Linked DNA regions of Homo sapiens: region 1 is linked to region 2. The links are chromatin contacts, found by Hi-C or POLR2A ChIA-PET in ENCODE. All regions are on one chromosome and are shown on one strand. The core of a region is the stretch at or near the end of the contact, and the rest is flanking DNA. Distances in the headings are between cores, read along the strand shown. Region 1 overlaps LINC00423 (long intergenic non-protein coding RNA 423). Region 2 has its middle 46 kb from the start of KL.

The links. A loop is a pair of places that touch in the nucleus more often than their neighbours do. ChIA-PET counts read pairs that join two places held with the same protein, here RNA polymerase II (POLR2A). Pooled maps may share reads with other maps.
Region 1: a pooled map shows a loop between it and region 2 (2.5-fold over the local background). The contact joins two enhancer-like sites. A Hi-C loop is called at or near these places in 1 of 168 maps with a recorded cell type or tissue (astrocyte of the cerebellum) and 2 of 50 pooled maps. POLR2A ChIA-PET finds 5 or more read pairs at or near these places in 3 of 52 experiments (GM10248, Panc1 and activated CD8-positive, alpha-beta memory T cell).

Annotation. Positions count from the first base shown.
Region 1 is chr13:32,904,154-32,907,659 of GRCh38, reverse strand. LINC00423 (long intergenic non-protein coding RNA 423) reads left to right here. Exons shown (of 5, transcript NR_047020.1): 3 at 643-766. Among named protein-coding and RNA genes, the nearest start is that of LINC00423, 5.7 kb to the left of the region's middle. RefSeq lists an enhancer at 2,293-2,372. Within about 2 kb of position 1,684, at least 5 of the 41 ENCODE cell types and tissues checked have a DNase peak (open chromatin) inside an H3K27ac peak, as active enhancers do.
Region 2 is chr13:32,968,103-32,971,746 of GRCh38, reverse strand. No RefSeq gene overlaps it. Among named protein-coding and RNA genes, the nearest start is that of KL, 46 kb to the left of the region's middle. Within about 2 kb of position 1,873, at least 6 of the 41 ENCODE cell types and tissues checked have a DNase peak (open chromatin) inside an H3K27ac peak, as active enhancers do.

The sequences.
Region 1 (3,506 bases), core at 435-2,934, 64 kb after region 2:
GTCCAGTTGAAATCAACTCCAAGTTTAAATGACCTGAGTCAGGAAATTATTTTGGGTAGCATTTCCCAGCAAGGTGGTCTGATGAGTGAGATTTGCTGTTATTATGTTGTTGGTGCTGCTGTTACTGGTTTATGTTTTTTGTTTTGTTTGCTTTGGTTGTGTTTGGTTTGGTTTGGTTTGGGGCTTTCTTTCAGTTGGTCTTAATGTTCAGAATTTTTTCTGTGCTGCTGCCAGATGTTAAGTGATAGTTGGCTCCCCGACAGCCTGCATTCTGAAAAATAATAAAACATAGGCCACCAGAGGTATAAAATAAATAAAAACCACAAAACCAAGTTTGTTAACTTTCCAGGCAAGGAAGCACACACTAGTAAAGAAATTCACTGAATAGTTAGCAGAGAGGGGGAAAGTTAGGGATTTTTCAATCTAGAAAATGAGGGCTCACAGATTAGGGTTTGAACACCAGCATTGCAGGTGGCCCCAGTGAACCCAAAGGCCTGAACCCAGTTGGCTCAAACAAATCCAGTCATTCATTGGTCAAGCAAGAGTCTTTGGTTGGGCCTGTAGGGGTTTTGTGTTTGGGTCCATTTCAGCTGCTTAGAATGGGTTAGGAGGAGACACAATGTTGATTTTGATATCTCCTAGGGCAAACGTGGCTGAAAGTGGACATTTTTGCCTTGACAACTCCATCTGCTCCTCCTCTATGAAAGCTCCATCCAGGGCCAGGCGCGGTGGCTCGTGCCTGTAATCAACACTTTGGGAGGCCAAGGTAGGTGTATCCCCTGAGGTCAGGAGTTCGAAACCAGCCTGGCCAACATGGTGAAACCCAGTCTCCGGTAAAAATACAAACATAGCCAGGCATGGTGGTGCATGCCTGTAATCCCAGCTACTTGGGAGGCTGAGGCACGAAGAATTGCTTGAACCCAGGAGGCGGAGGTTGCAGCGAGCCAAGATCGTGCCATTGCACTCCAGCCTGGGCAACAAGAGTGAAACTTTGTCTCAAAAAAAAAAAAAAAAAAGCTCCATCTATGACAAGGGTGTGCATTTGGTGGTTTGTCTCCCTTTATAGTCTTAAGCTCAGTGTCCTGGAATTTGGCAGTCATCTTTGGTAAATGTAAAACATGTCTACGAGTAAATGTAGTTCACATGTTCAAGGGGTCTCCAATGCCCTGCCCTGGTTCTGCTCTAGGATTAGCCCTTCTTCCAAATTCCACTTTTATCCAACATGCCAGGATCCTAGCTTTGAACTTCTCTTTGAACAGCAAATAGTAGCTGGTAAAAAATACTTTTGTATGATTACATCAGACAATTGTGACCCCCTCAGAGCAATCGTGTTCCCCAGAATTCTTGGTAGATTTTAGGAATATTGATGTGCAAATGTCAAAGAATGCTTTCACAATGTAGCAGATGATGGAGAAAGGGAGGTGGGATGATAAAGAAGAGAGAATAGAAGTTAGGAGGAAAGGGAAGAAAAAGAGCTTAATGAATATCATTGTGGTGAAGCACAAAGAGAGATGAAAGAAAAATGGTATGGGAGAAAAATGATAGCATTGAATAAACCTAACTGAGCCAGGGCCGTATGTGACCAGAAGGCCAGAGAGAAACAGCAGCAGCTGGAGAAGGCTGCAAAGCTAAGCAAGTTCATTTTGCACAGTCCGGGCAGGAAAATGCTGTTGGCTAGAACAGAAAATAACGTGATTTTTCCCCTGCTGATGCATCTCTGGGATCCTGCCAAGGCTCTATTCTGCAGAACCAAAAACTAAATAGACTAATTTATTCAGATGTGTTCCCTTCGTTCTCTCCCTAGAATGGTTTAAACCTGCCCAGGATACCAGAAATTTCTGTGAATTTGGATGACAAGGCATTAGCCAGCATGTTTCTCTCCCTCCCACAACACCTGCTGCTAAAGAGGAAGCATTTGCCCCTCGCATGCAAATCGTTTTTTGTAAATGAGGCATCTAATGAGCACTCTCATGGAAGTACCCTAGAGCAGGTAACACTTACATGAGGCACAAACTCAAAAATGAAAAAGAAACTCATTATCTGCAAGCCCAGACCTAAGCATTTGCTATAAAACCACCATTCTCAATCTTTTCCTTGAACGTAATTAATAGTTCCCCAAAATCCTCTGTGAATATTTGCCCAGCTATGGCACCCAGAGCCCTTGTTGTAAGTTCAGAATCAATGTTAGAACTGTAAAAACCTTAGAGATCATCCAGGTACGTGCCTTCTTCTCTCAGAAGAAGACATTGCAGCCAAGAGAGTTGTGCGAATTACTCAGGGTTACACTACTAATTAGGAAAAGGTCTCCTAATTCTCAGTACAACATTCATTTCACTGCTCTATGACTCACATCCTGACTTATCACCCACATTCTCTCCTCCACCTTCATCATGTCCCTTGCCACTGAAGAATTCATTTTTCTGCCACAACAGAAAATCTAACAGACAGTGGTTAAAACCATAAAGATAATTCTTGTTTCCTAGTTGAGAGGCTGGATGTAGGTGGCCCCAGGATTTGTCTGCTGCTCAACGATGTGATCAAGAACTCAGGCTTTTCTCATCCTTCTGTCTGGGCACCTGCAGTGTGCAAATCCTTCATCTCTGAACCTGTGATTTCATGGTGACTGGATGGCTTCCACAGTTCCAGGCATTATGTAGTCATGCCAGTGCCCAGGCAGAAAAGAAAGGGATGGGCAGAAAAGGACTTTGCTTTTGGATCAGGGAGGAAAATCTTTTCCAGAAATAAGATTTCCTTTTATTTCTCCTTGGCCAAAACTAGATTCTGTGGTCATCCGAAGCTGAAAGAAAACCTAAGAGAGAAATTATCTGGCAAATGGTAACATTGCCATCATTAAAAAAAAAACAGGATTATGTCACAAGAAAGAAAGGTGTGTGGCTGTTAGGCAAGTATATCAGTTAACTACATAAAAAAGACACCAGAGAAAATTATCTCTAAATATGCTGGGTTAACTCAGGAATAGAGATAAGACTATAATCTGGAATGCAAGAAATGGCAAGCCACCAATGCATTCAGTGAGGGAAGGGTAAGGGGACTTTTATTAGCAAAAAAACAGATTTACACAAGATGCTTAGAAACAGAGTTCATTGGTTCCAGAGGTTTGAAGCCAGAGTTCTTGTCAATTCATTGGTGGAGATGTCATTACCGAGCAAATGTTCTTTCAAGAACATGTTATGTGAATTACCGCAGTTCTAAAGAATGTCTGGTGATGAACCTTATCAAAGCAGGAGATGCATGAAGGACTCCAAAGGTTTTTAGAAAGTCACTGGAAATAGTTCTTATCCCAGACACATAAGCATGAGCCTCCTCTCCATCTGGCCTTCCAGCTCTATTTTGCCTGGGTCTGACAAAAGTGATTTCATCCTAGTATCTGCAACTCTCACACTAACAACGTGCAACAAACCTCCTCCAAAACTCTGTGGTTTAAAACAGCACCCATTTCTCTGAGTGTTTCTCTGGGACATAGAGGTCAGCTGATACCACTGAGC
Region 2 (3,644 bases), core at 624-3,123:
TCCTATCAGAAGAATCAGCATTTTTTGTTCCATAATTTGGAATATCAAAACCTCCCTTGAATAAGATTTATGTGTAGAAATATACAGCAAGGCATGTGTGTGTACCTTTATTATAACTTCAAGTTATAATAAAGACACCATTCTTGTCATCCTCAGGTTGGCCCAACCTGTAGGGACTGAGCCTGGCCCACTGCCCTGACTCATACAGGCCAATGATTTGGGACTCCTGATGGGTCCTCCTGAGCAGCCAAATCTTCTATCACCTTGAACACATTTGGTGGAGTAAAATATTGCCCAAGTTTTATGATCACAGTGTGTGCAGAATGAAAATGATAGAAAGAAAGAGAAAGGAGGGAGGGAGGAAGGAAAGAGGGGAGTCACAAAGTGGCTGAGGCCAAAAAGAGAAACCTAAGCAGAAGTAGGTAGACCAGAAGTTCAAAAAGTGTGACTGCAGGAAAGGTGAAGAATTACTGCCGCCAGAAGATGCTGGAAGCTTTTGTCCTTCTCCACCACCTCATCCTACTGAAGTTCACAATCACAGGGTCACTAGCAATCTTTTCCTAGCAACGGTTTCCTACTGGCCATGAAGTCATTCATCAGACACCTGTTAAATACCTTCTAGGCCCAGGTGTGGTGTCAAGTAGTTTGATCCTTATTCCTTAATCCCCACAACAGCCCTACGGGGTAGGCGGGAACCATGTAGCCCTGTGCTTCACACAGAGGAAATACTTGACAAATAATTGTTGGAACACTGTATGTTCTCACTTATAAGTGGGAGCCAAGCTCTGGGTATGCAAAGGCATACAGGTTAGTATAGTGGACATTGGAGACTCAGAGCAGGGAGGGATAAAAAGCTACATATCGGGTACAATATACACTACTCCTGTGATGGGTACACTAAACTTTCAGACTTTCACTACTATACAGTTCATCCATGTAATTAAAAACCACTTGTACCCCTAAAGCTACTGAAATAAAAAAAAGTATTAAACAAATGTTTGTTGAATAAGTAGTTTCAATCAAATAGAAAACATGCTGTGATAGGGTACACTGGGGATTCCATGGGAGCTACTAAGAGGAGTATCGGAGCACTCCTTTCGGAGGGCACAAATTATTTTACCTCTCTTTTCCCAGTGTCTCGCACAGAGGGCAGCAGCCAGTGTTTGTTGAATGAATGAGTGAGTGTTTGGATAAATTAAAACTAAGAAAAGCTACCCATAGATAGGCAAATCAGATTCTGTTTCAAATCTTTATTTGGGAGTTTATAATTACAAAAATTCTTTCTTTAAGGCAGATTTCAACTCTGATTATATTGCCATTGCTGTGCCTGAATAAAACATCACAAATCCGTTCTTCTTAAAAACAAATTTGAACCTAATCTGTTAAACAGAACCAGCTTTCAGCAGATTTTTTGTCTTCTCCCCTGCTGCTCTATATCCTGTGTCCACAAACAATGGATGAAAAGGGAAAAAACTCAGTTTAAAATATTTTCCTTGCACAGAAGAAAAAAAGCCAAAAAGGAAGCTTAATGTTTTTTGCCCGACTCATTCTGGGGACAGTTGATGGAATTGGCTATTTTTGCATTTATATACTCACAGCCTTATGTTTCTTGATAGTTTTTATCTCCCTCCCATCAGAATCATCACAAAGTTCTTTACCAATTATACAGCAAAGAAATTATATCATTATATAATGCCACAGATTGTGACAATTCAATGTTAAATAGCAGCCTAACATACTGAAAAGTATAACAGGAAGGAAAAACATTAACAAATGAGCTCATCTAGCTTATTATAGGAAGCAGGGCTTCAAAGTTCCCATTCTGCAGCAACAGCAGCAGCAAACATCAGCTAAGAGGGATGGGTGGATCGAGCACACGCGTAGCAAACAAGAACCTTGAAAGCGGCAGGCTGTGGGCAAACTGAAGTTTCATTTTCTATGTAGCTGACTCAGTCCAGCATGGACTTAGCTTTCCCCTCAAAAGTCCTCTGAGGTCATCAGACTCTGTTAATTTTCTCCTAGTATTCCATTAAAGAATTAGAGGCAGGCAAGGAGTCAAATTTGTAGAATTCGTTATGAAACCGTTGTCTGCTGATGGTGATGGTGCGGGCCTTCCTTGCTCACTGTTCACATGGTTTCTGGCATTTGAAAGCAGGGAAATGTGCTCATCAGAGTGGAATTTTTTTATTTCCATACATGGCTGATTTGCAAGGGGAAGGGGGAACCCATTCTATTACAGAGGTATATTCTGCAAAATACATCTGATGTGTTTCGCAGACACTTTTTACTCTTTAATGTTTGGTGGTCTTTGATTCGCTACCTGAATTCCATCAGCTTCTAACACAGAGTTTGGTCTCTTCTGTGACACTGGCTGCACATGGTTGGATGAAATAGTTAAAGAGACCATATCTAGAAGGAAGATAGCCAAAGCTTCTAAGCACAGTAAGCCAGATTCCCTGCAATAAGCCAGATTTGGGGCCAGATATTTTCCATCCAAAACCATGAAGCAGGTATTCCTGCTCCATTTTATGGGAGAAAACAAAAAACAAAAAACCTCTGAGACTTAGACTAAGTCAACATTTCACAAACTATGGTTCGTAGAGTTCATGAATCCAAATCACCTGGAAAACTTGTAAAATGCAGTTCTCTGGGCCTCACCATAAAACAACTCAATCAGAATATCTAGGGTGGGGCCCTGGAATATGATTTTAGCAAGTCCAAGTGGTTCTCACGTACCAAGGTCTTATTGGATGAGCAGTGTACCCAGGGTCACCCTGCTAGGAAAGGGTGGAGACAGGATTCCCACTTAGGTCCGTGGACTCCAAAGCCTGTATTTTTGCTGTTTCTGAGCTCCCTTCTAACATTCTAACATGTTATGAATATAACCAACTTAAAATATCATAGTAATAATAACAATAGTTTTTTATTGAATACTTAGTGTGGCAGGCCAAAGAATACTTAACACACACTATCCCAGTGATCCTCTCAACACCCTACTGGGGTCAGAATTATTACTGTATTATTATCTATTTTGCATATGTGGAAACTTAAGTTGGAGAAGTTATTTTAATCCTTAACCATCTGTAGCAAAGGTAGTGTTAAGAATTACTTTCAGGAGGCTGTTCGATTTAGTCAAAACAAAGGATTTCTATGCAAATGAAGCTTTAAGATAAATGCCTTTGTTCTCCCTCCCACATAGACAGCCCCTCCTAAACCCATCCAGTGTGGAAATTCTGGAGACTGCACTGGTCTTACTGGAAAGCCTAAGTTCTTAACCATTATTCAGTCCTGCTTCACACATTGAACACCCATTTCTTTTTAGCATAATTATTTCATTTCATTTCAATTCCATCAAATGCTTGTGGAGCATCCAATTTATAATAGGCATGTGCTGAGCCTGTAGGAGATGGGAAGGCCAATTAGACAGAACTTTGCGCTCCTAAACCTCACCACCTAAGGAGATAGGGAAATAGAGACCATAAGTAGTGTAATCAAGATCACAAAACACAAGAAAAGAACAAAGAGGGAATGGCTCATTGTAACTAGGAGAACAGGAGCTCACACGCCTAGCCACTACATCTACCTGTCAACAAATGACCATGAGATCAATGGAGGAAGGAAAAAGGAGAAAAATGTACTTTCTG